Linked DNA regions of Homo sapiens: region 2 is linked to region 1. A link is a loop called in an ENCODE intact Hi-C map of the cell type or tissue named here. Cell type or tissue: ovary. All regions are shown on one strand. Links, peaks and the distances in the headings refer to the core of each region. The heading gives the core; the rest is flanking DNA. Region 1 overlaps POLR3B (RNA polymerase III subunit B). Region 2 overlaps LOC100287944 (a long non-coding RNA gene).

Evidence for each region. A loop is a pair of places that touch in the nucleus more often than their neighbours do. Peaks named below come from ENCODE experiments on the same cell type or tissue, not always from the same donor. Only the 100,000 strongest peaks of a DNase experiment are listed, where the experiment ranks them.
Region 2: a loop joins it to region 1, with 2.3 times the contacts of the local background. A loop is called at or near these places in 1 of 110 quality-filtered maps.

The regions. Positions count from the first base shown.
Region 1 is chr12:106,412,521-106,417,900 of GRCh38, forward strand. All of the region lies in intron 12 of POLR3B (RNA polymerase III subunit B), which reads left to right. Among named protein-coding and RNA genes, the nearest start is that of POLR3B, 57 kb to the left of the region's middle. In ovary, for the core only: no CTCF peak of the experiment used is centred there; no DNase peak of the experiment used is centred there.
Region 2 is chr12:106,764,048-106,769,427 of GRCh38, forward strand. All of the region lies in intron 1 of LOC100287944 (a long non-coding RNA gene), which reads right to left. Among named protein-coding and RNA genes, the nearest start is that of RIC8B, 7.9 kb to the right of the region's middle. In ovary, for the core only: no CTCF peak of the experiment used is centred there; DNase peaks (open chromatin) are centred at 874 and 2,504; H3K27ac peaks cover 1,301 bases.

The DNA of each region.
Region 1 (5,380 bases), core at 246-5,245:
ACTCACTCAGAACCATTTGCTTTTGATAAGCATTCCTTTTCCTCAGTTTCTTTCTGCTTCCTGATACTCTTTCAATGAATTTCAAGTAGTTGTTTTATCTAATATTTCATCCAGTTTATACAGTTGAGCCACATTATGCATATTTGCAAATTTGTCTACTTGCTAAAATGTATTTTCAACCTCCAAATCTGTACTCAGCGGCATTTTATTGGCCATTTGCAGGCATATGCAGAACTGCAAAAAATTTGAGTCACTACACATTCCTACTTGCAGTCTAACAAGGCAATGTTCTGCCTTCTTGTTTCAGCTCTCATACTGTAAACAAGTATCCTTTTTACTACTTTGATTTGCATTTCCCTAAAAACTGATTATGTTGAACATCTTTTTATGTGCCTATTGGTCATTTATACACCTTCTTTGAAGAAATGTCTATTCAAGTCCTTTGCCCATTTAAAAATTTTTTTTCTTGTTGTTGTTGAGTTGTAGGAGTTCTTGGTATATTCTGGATACATACATATATCAGATATATGATTTGCAATTATTTTCTCCCATTCTATAGGTTGTTTTTTCACTTTTTTGACAGTGTCTTTTGATGTACAACAGTTCTTAATTTTGAAAGAGTCCTATTTGTCTATTATTTTCTCCTGTTGCCAGTGCTTTTGGTGTCATATTCATGAATTATAACCAAATTCAGTGTCTTGATTTCCCCAATGTTTTCTTCTAAAAGTTTTATAGTTTTAGCTCTTAAGTTTAGGCCTTTAGAGTGAGAATTTTGTTAGATGTACAATTCTAGATTGATATTTATTATGTGTCACCATTTGGTGGTGGAGATATTTATTATCTCCCATCATTTACTAGTTTATTTGTTTGTTTTTATTTTTTTACTTTAGGCAAATATTTCACCTCCTTCTGCCTCAGGTTCCCTGTCTGTAAAAATGGGGTTCATGCCATGTACCTTATAGGATTGTTATGGGATTAGATGAATGATGTATACCGTACCTTGAATGGCACAGAACCATTGTAGTTCCTTCACAGGTGTTCTGTCTTATCTCTCTAGGTACTTTTAAGATATTCTTTTGGCTTTTGTTATTCTGCAGTTTTCTTTATGATATGCCTTGGTGTGAATTTCTTTTATTTTTTTTTTGCTTGGTATGTGCGTGTTCCTGCTACCCAAGGATTAATGTCTTTAATCAGTTCAGAAAAATTCTCAGCTATTATCTCTTCAAGTGTTGCCTATTCTCCCTTTTTTCTGTTCTCTTTTTTCTATTATCTTTGTTCCTTTACTGCATTCTGTGCGATTGTTTTTCTAATTTAGCTCTTAGTTCATTTTCTATTCAGCCATGTTCAGTAATTGAGTTTTTTGTTGTTTACTTTTATAGAAGTCTTTTTCACATATTTTTGGTAATTTATTGGTTTTGCATTTTATGATGAAAATTCTGAAACATTCAGAAGAGTTAGAAGAATGATTTTGTGGTCACTTTGATCATCTTATTTTGTGTGTTTTTTTTATTTCTTCATAGATTTACATAGCTTTTTTTAATTCCATATTTGATAACTGTATTTTAGCATCTAGAATCTAATATGCCATTAATTATCAGGTGGACCACTATTTTTATTTCCACTAAGAAATAAAACACATCACCAGTTAAATTATGACACAGTGCTAAGATGTATCCCATGTTCAGGATGGGATACAAAAGTAAAAAAAAAAAAAAAAAAAATTCCAATCAGTGAAATATAGTAATTCCAGTATCTAATGTTCTAAAGCTGCTGAGTTAGTTGTTTTTGATTACTCTTACTCAAGATAGATTGGTTCCTTGTGAGTTTAGTGATCTTTGTTTATGAACTCATATTTAATTGAGCTCTGATCCTGGGTGTTATTCTAGGGATACTTTCTTTTGGGGATATGTATTTTCTTTTTCAGGGAATAGTGCTGACCTGGAACTTCTAAGTCTTCTTACATGATTCTGAGGATTATGAGTTTCAAGTTCACATCCTTCATCTTGTCACTGAACTCTGATTTAGTCTCCAGGTCCCTAAGCTGATATCAGTATTTATTCTCAGGGCAACTCTGCCATTTGGGTTTGCTTATTGCTCCCTACTCCCTACCATGGCTTCACCTCATTTTTAATATGTTTTATCCAGAATCTAGTCATATTGTAGTAACCAGACTCCTCAGAGAATCCAACCCAGTATGCTGCAAGCAGCAGAGGTCCCTTCATTTTCACAGTAGACTTGAAGCTTCATGAGGACAGAGACTGTATCTTTCTTGTTCATCTTACTAAACTTAGCAACTAATAAGATGCCCCAGATATAATGTTCATCACATATTTGTTGTAGTAATGAATCAATTAATTACATGTTCTAAAATAGTTTACTTTAAAGCCCCCTTTGAATTCTGATATTCTTTCTTCATTTGCTGTCTTAATCAGTTAACAGTGCCATCTACCCATGCTGCTGAGCTACGAACCTCTATGTCACTCCAGACTCTTTCTGTTCCTTCACTCTACACATCAGGTTCATCAAATCATCAAATCCTGCCTGTGCCACTTCCTAAATATATCTCTAATTTACTTCCAGTGTAACTGTTAGAGCACAGGCCTTCAACTTCAGTGTAACCTCCTAACAAGTGTCTCTGTTCTTAGCTTCACCCCAACTCCATTCATCTTCCACAGTGCTAATAAAATTATTTCAACACACAAATATGATCTTCTCACTCTTGTACTTAGGCTATTTGAATGGCTCCCTCTGAAAGCAGTGAGGTCACTACAGTGAGATGTGATGTGGTTAATGGAAGATACCAAGTTAGGGAATGATGTGTCAGCCAAATCATCTTTTAGGAATTTAGAGTCTATGTTGTTGGTGACAATTCTACTTATGAGATCAGTCTTTGTGGTTGTCACAGAGGGATGATGGTATGGTTGATGGAAAGAGGATGCCAAGTTTCCTTAATAACTAAAGATATGGTAACTTAGGGATATGGGTGTATAAAGCACTAGCATGCTCCTAATTAGGGACACTACTTTCTGAGTCCCCTGGAATTTTCCCAGGAGATATGTATCTGTGAATGATACCACTGGCCTAGAATGAAATTTTGCAAAGCCCAAGACACTTCTTTTGTTATTCTGATGGTTATTCATTTATTTTACCAATTTAAACAAATATCTTTAATTTTTTTAAAAGTGTTATGATTTTTAAAAAGTAATGTTAGCAGTAAAAATAATAAATATTGTAAAATAGCAGAAGTCATTCTTAGTAAACATTTAAAAAAATAGCATAGCAAAAAGAATTTTAAACAAAAAGATTTGCAGTGAAAAGTGACCCACCTCTGACCCTCTTTTCCCTCTGACTCAGTTCCCCAGTTCTCCTTTCCAGAAAGTCACTTTTCCTATACTGTCCTCTATCCTTCCAGAGACACTCTATGCATATACAAATATCTTTATTAACTGGCAGTTTAAAGTTAAACCATTGGAAGCTCTTGCCCTGAAAACTATTCAGGACTCTGTGAATTTATGCTTAGTGGGGCTTCCTTGGGGATCATTGTCACAGGCAAGTTTGGAGTCAGGTTTTGCAAGTTCAGAAGAAGTTATATAAAGGTGTGGTTTGCTGTCATTAGTTTGAAACAGATTTTCAAAGCAGTTATGTCCGAGAATGTTATTTGACCATTACTGCCAAGCCCTTTGACTTAAGGGGGAATTTAATCAGTTAAATGTGTCTGTTGCTGCAGAAATTGACATATACCTGTTTGTGTATGTGCTTTTTAGTTATGAGAAATTGCATACACACCACTATATATAATGTGTGTGCATTAAGTCTCATAAAGCAAATACTTGTATATTCCCATTCAGTTTAAGAATGAACACAGCGTCAGTACATTTGAATCCTCCATGTGCCTTCTCTTGTTCTTGGCTGCCCCTCCCATCTGTCTGGAGGCTCTGGCCATGTGCCTGCCTATTCACTTGGTACAAAGCAATCCCAACACATTCCTGAGCATTCTCTGTGTGATTAAGTGAAGCACAGGTCCTTTTCCCAGGAGCATCCGCAGCAGACCTGAGCTTCAGATGTAGGTTTCAAAGTTTTTAAAGCATGAACTCTCAGTTGGAATCCCAATATTAAAACAGATAAAAGTTGAGCCTTTCTGGTTGAGGTGGGACAGAGGGGTTCTCTGCCTCCTTCCCCTTCCCCTGAAACTCCTCCATGGAATTCATAAGCACAGTTTCCTCTGTAGAAGGATGTTTAGATTCTTTCACAGAGCCTGCAGGGTCCTTGATGATCGTGCCCCTCTGTGCCTTTCCGGCCTCATCTCATGCCAAAGTGAGGCACTTACATCTTCTCAAACATACCATAATGCTCTTCTATCACTATTCCTTTGAGTTATGCCTTCTACCGAAGCTGCCCCTCCCTCATATCCCTTTCACCCTCTCTCTAAAGAGGAGCTCCTCCTTATTCATCTTTTGAGCCCTCTCTGAAACTGTGACCTCCTAGGTGCAGTTAGTTGCTCTGTCTTCCTTAGGCCAGTAACAGTTTATTCAAGTCTTTATTTGCATGCTAAATTAACATGTAATTCTTTACTTCCATGCTTCTTCCCCCTTTTAGATTGTAAGCTCATTGAGGAAAGGAACCATTTATATTCATCTCGTTATTTCCACATATGTGCAGGCCGATATTTGAATAAGGAGAAGTTGCTCTCATGCAGCCTTGCAAACTGCATTCCAGCAAGAGACACAACCAAGTTCACATCTCCTAAGGCACGAATGAATTTAGGGACTGGAGGAACTGATAGAGGGTCAGTGTGGCTGGAGTGAGTGAGGTGTCAGGATGGTAAGAAATGACACTGGAGACCCAGGTGGAGGCTGGATCATCTGGAGCCCTGTGTGCCATGGGAAGAGACTTGGCATTCTACATGCAGCAGAAGACCATTGAAGAGTTTTAGTCAGGGGAGTGACATGATCTGATTTTTAGTTTAGAAAGATCTGATGTGGAGATGAACAGGCGAAGAGTGGACCGGCTAGAAGCTGTAGCAGTTTTCTAGATGAGAGATAGTGCGGCTGGGATGATCACAGCAGATAGTACCACAACTAAAATTTAAAAACTAGAATTATGAAATTATAGTAACTTTAGGTTCTAGAAAAAAAAATTAGCATCAGGACTACTGAGGAAGCTCTGTTTGGTTAATGGCCACTACTTAGCAGTTTGGTTTTTGGCCACCTTCAGATTGACCATTGTGCAAGGAATTATGGGTATCCTCACCATCAATCCCATTTTTACTATTTTTTACTTCGGAAAAACCATGGTGTTAAATGAGTCCATTAAAAAAAAGTTGATTGTTTAGAGGAATAAGGAATGGAGTAAGGAGGGGGAAAGGAGAGCTGATCCTGTT
Region 2 (5,380 bases), core at 214-5,213, 350 kb after region 1:
CTTTGCAAGGAAGAAAATGTGTGCCTCCCTTTCTTAGCACAACCAAGACCTAGGCATCATTAGCACCCTGGAAAAGAAGGCAGCTTCAGATGAAGGCAAAAGACCACTGGGCCTTCTCTCCAGAGCACAAGGTGCCTACCTCTTGGGAACCGAGCAGTACCTATGTTCCCAATTGTTTTAAAACTTTCAACTTCAGAACTGGGAAAGATCTGAATAGGAAAAGGCAACAGCTGCTGTGAGCACATGACTCAAATGCACCTTCTTTCCCTCTGATAGCTCCCAGCCAGTCACCAGAATGGGAAATTTGGGCAAGGTTGGCAGCTGGGAGTGGGGCCAGTCACTTGTCAGGGGAAGAACAGAAGAATCTTGGCAATAAAGGGACCCTCCCCTCTTAGGGCTTTTTCTGAAAAGAACTCTGCCAGCTTGAAACTGGTTGAAGTCATGAAGAGCAGCCAGGATGGCTCACCCACATTGCAGGCCTGTGGTGTCCTCAGATTCCATCCTGCTGTGTCCTTTGTCAGGCCTCTAGTACACCCCAGCTCTGGGTAGAAAGAGAATTTGTGGCCCCTCTGAGACTGAAACCCAGGCACAGACCAACCCAAAATGTTTGCCATCGAGTAAGCCCAACCTAAATGGCAGTGGGGGGGCCAGGGGGAGTTGTGGAAACTGCCATGTGACCTTGAATGGTTCACCTCCCCACTCTGGACCTCAAGCAGTTGTGTTACATGATTATGACATTCCAACTTACAGTCTGCACTGATGGACCAGGGCTGGCAGATCTGGATGAGGAGGATGGACGGGCCGCTTAGGGAAAACAAAAAACGGAGTAGACTGGCAGCTGGGCAGTGATTCAGGCAGGGAGCCACAGGAGAGAAGGCACTGGCTCCACCAGCTGGTGCTATAACACAGAGTGAGGCTCATGAGTCCAACCCCCATCCTCCCTTACACAACTCTGGATAGTAGTGTTTGGCAATTTTCCTCTCTCTTCAAAACTGGCCTTAATATTTGCTTTAAAGTAAAGTCAAAATGTCTGAAGTGAATCTAGAGAAGGAAAGACAGCAAAAACAGTTATTTTGTCCCAACCTCTTGCACTGTTTAAAGGCAGACTTGCAAGATTAGAAAAAATTAAGGCTGGGCATGGTGGCTCACGCCTGTAATCCTAGCATTCTGGGAGGCTGAGGTGGGTAGATCACTTGAGCTTGAGCTCAGGAGTTTGAGACCAGCCTGGGCGACCAGGTGCCTCTACAAAAAATGCAACAATTAGCTAGGTGTGGTGGTGCATGCCTGTAGTCCCAGCTACTTGGGAGGCTGAGGTGGGAGGATGCAGTGAGCTAAGATTGCGCCACTACACTCCAGCTGGGGTGACAGTGATACCCTGTCTCAAAAAAAAAAAAAAAAAAAAAAAAAAAAACCAAAAAAGAAAAAAAAAGAATATAAATTAAATCCTAGGAAGAGGGATAGCATAAATACCCCCATTATTACAGTGGAAGAGACTTGGGGAAGGGTTGCCATAGGTCTTCTGAAGCCTAGGGGAAAGCTCTCTGAAGTCTAGTGAGAGCAGAGGCATAGAATTCAGACTCGGGCAAGAGCCTTAAGTATGCAAATCATCATCAATATAAGCTTTTAAAAAATTGGCCCATTTGCGACTTTGAAGTGAGGGAGAACTGAGGTCAAATTCTGGTTTCACCAAAGTTGTTGTAGAGGGGGCATTCCTGCTCTAAAGTAGGATTGGATGTCAGTGGCTCTCAACCCTGGCGCCATTAGAGTTCCCTGGTCAACTTTTTAAAAATACTGAGTATAAGCCAGGTGCAGTGGCTCACACCTGTAATCCCAGCACTTTGGGAGGCCGAGGTAGGAGGATCACTTGAGGCCAGGAGTTTGAGACCACCCTGGGCAATATAGTGAGACCCTATCCCTACAAAAAATTTAAAAATTAGCCAGTTGTGGTGACATGCACCTGCGGTCCTAGCTACTCAGGAGGCTAAAGTGGGAGGAACACTTGAGACCGGGTATTTGGGCTTACAGTGAGCTATGAATGGGCCACTGCACTTCAGGCTGGGTGACAGAGACCTGTCTCAATAAATTAGTAAAGATAAAAATACTGATGCATAGGTCCCACCCACAATAAATAATGACTTGGAATGTGACCCAGGCATCAGTATTTTTCTAAGCTCCCCAGGTGATTCAATATGCAGTCAAGGTTAAGAAACGTGATCCCTTCCACCCTCAAGTTCTAAACTTCAGGGACTACTATTCCCTGAACATGTGGCCCAGGTTTCTCTCTTGCAGTGTTGTCTGTCCAGAGTGGAGAACCATGCTCTGTGCAAGTAGTGACACTCCACAGTAACCTACACTGTGCATAGTTTTCCCTTAGCTGACAAACCTTTCCCTAAACTGCGCTGTTCTGTTCGCCCTTCAGCCACCCCCACCTCCCTACCACTTTGCTGCCTGCCCTTCTAACCTGGAACTTCTCTGCTTCAGTTCCTTGGCAGCCTCCCAAGCTAAGCCAGCTTGGACACAGTGCTTGGGGCTTCCTCTTGTTCCAAGGAGGTCAGAACCTTTTGTGCTTCACCAGCCTCCTCCCTGAAGCTCTTCCCCCAATCCCCCTCCTGTGTCTCAACCTCCCCCAACCCCGCCGCCGCCCTCTCACCCCCATATTTTGCTGCTGCTGGTGTAGGTGGGACGGAAGACGTGGGCCACAAGAGATGAAGAAAGAGCTGTTGCTAGGAAAGGAGTGTGGGTGAAGAGAATTGGTGGGCGGGAGAAATAGGACTCCCCAGTTATATGCCTCCCTTTCTCATCATAAATGCCTCAAGAGCTAAAAACCAGCTGTTTAAAATCTATTATGAAAAATAATGAGGTCTGACCGTGACAGCAGGGGTAAGAGAATCAGACTCAGAAAGAGCTGAAGTGCTGATATTTGGTATTTATAAGTCTCCTCCTAGAAAAGAAAAGCCTCTGAGTGAAGTTTAAAAGAGTGAATTCTTAAGGAACTATCAAACTGTGCCCGTGAGGGACGGTATCTAGAAGGTCTTGGCATATGCTACACCTCTCAGAAACAATAAACTGCAAGATGTCTTAAGAACCAAAATATAGTTGAGGCAGAAGGATGATCTTTAAATGAGAAGTCTGCAACACTCTTTCCTCCTCACCTCACACTCAGGGGCATATTTCTGAAATAGATCTGCCTTAATCCACGGAGTCTCCCATTTATTGGAGTCTTCTCTGTATCAGGCACATTAGACTCACCATGTCTGCTTCTCACAAGTTCCCTGCAATACCAGTGGCATAATCGCTTCTGTTTACAGGTGAAGAAATGGAGACTATGAGCAGCTTAATGCCTTGCTGATGGTTACAGTTTAAGTGGCAGAGCTGGGATCTGAAAATTACTCCAGGCACAGTGGCTCAGACCTACAATCACAGCACTTTGGGAGGCCAAGGTGGAAAGATCACTTGAGGCCAGGAGTTTAAGACCATGGCAACATAGTGAGACTCTGTCTCTCTCTATATATTAATTTTTAAAACACAATAAAAGAAATACTACTCCAGAGCCTGTCTGTGCTTTTTCTACTAAAGCACACTCTTCCTCCTTCCTACTTTTCTTCCCACCTTCCCACCCCTATCCTAACTTCCATTCCCCTCTCCTAAGCAGTTTTGCAGTTTTAAAAATCAACCTTGACTGTGGTAATAGAACCTACTGGGGTGGAAGAGAGTTTCAGAAGTTCTGGAAAATTTTTGTGCTCACGAACTGCAGGCAGTTTCTAAGCTGGGCACCAGATCTTCCCCTAAACCAGAGGTGGCATTCTGCTCACTGTAAATAAATAGCAGACTACCTTTCCCTCTGTCATTTCCCAACGTACAAACAAACCAGTGCATTATCTATGACTGAGATTTGGTTATTCTATAGAGAAACAGGAATAAAAGAAAATCAATAATAACGAAAAAAAAATACCAGGTCACAGAGGATTTTTATTACCAGGTCGAAAAAAAAAGCTCTGCAGGGGGGCGTGCAATGAGCCAAGCATTCACTGGAATGAAGTCACTGGGGTGGGGGAGGAGGGAGCACGGAGGAGACTGGCTACCTCTTGCTGTTAAGGTCACTACCCTTTGACAGAGGTGGCCTCTGACCTCAACAGCCCTACAATTCTGTTTTGACTGACCCTGAAACCCATGAAATTCAGATGTAGGCACTGCCCAAAAGTTGAGATAAAGCTGACTAATATGGGAAAAGCTCCCGGTATGTGCCCCCAGCTGAAAGGAGCTGGCAGTTCTTTGGCGGTAGACGCAATTTATTCTGTCCTCCTCCTTTCAGGGAAATGCTAATCCTTCATAGGCAACTCAAGGGGAAGACTAAAATGTGTTGATGATGAATGACAATAATCCTTTGTCCACCGCCACCTCCTCCTAGGGTTGAACCTTAAGAGTTTAATCAAATGTTGGTAAGTAAATTAATGCCTTACTGCAAAAGGAGGTGGTGGGAAGAAAGGTTGTGAGAATATATTTCCTCTGACATGTGAATCTCAATAAACTTAATTGCAAAGGCATTGATATGGGAAGGGGGTGCTGAAAGAGTGTTTTAGATTCCTATTTACACACACATACACATAACAGTCACTACCCGAAAACTGTCTTACAGCATGTCAGTGTTAAAATGTTAACTTTGAAGTCTAAAGACCAAAGCAGCACAATGGAATCACTTTGCTGTTGTTAAAAACAACAGCAGCAACAACAAAACTCATGCATTTGTGCATCCATAGGAACAGCAAGATGTTTAGCCCTGAATCTTCACATCTTTCTAAGGAAGGTTGCATTTTTCATTCCAGTTCAGCTAACATTTTAGTGGCTACTCCATGCCAGGTCCGCCTTGCTGGCCACTTTGACAGCCATCTCTTTTAACCCTTCCAACTGACTGCAAAGTAGGTATAATTATGCTCATTACAGTTGAGAAAAATCGGTGCTCAAAGACGGCAAGTGATTTATCCCTGTACACCCAGAGTTAAAATTCAAACTAGAGTCTTTCAGCTTCGGGTTTTCCTGTTAGATACAAAAAATTGGTTGCCAGAAGGGTTTCAAGGAATTTGACAAATGATCAGCTTCTGAGACTCACACAGTGAGTCAGGGCTAAAAACCAGGTTTTCCGATTCTCAGTCCGGGTTCTTTCACCACATTACAACATTGCCACCCAAAGCGCTGGGTTTTCCCAAGAGGTGTTTGGATGGGATTCCAAGTCAGCGAGATGCAAATAGGTCTGACCCACATTCCTGCTCTTGGGTAAATAAAAACTCCTAAAGGGCAGAGCCCATTTTGTGTGCTTAATCTAAGAGTCCCACTGTGGGTAGTCAATCAATATTAAACAACTAGAGGGACATCTGCCTAGGAC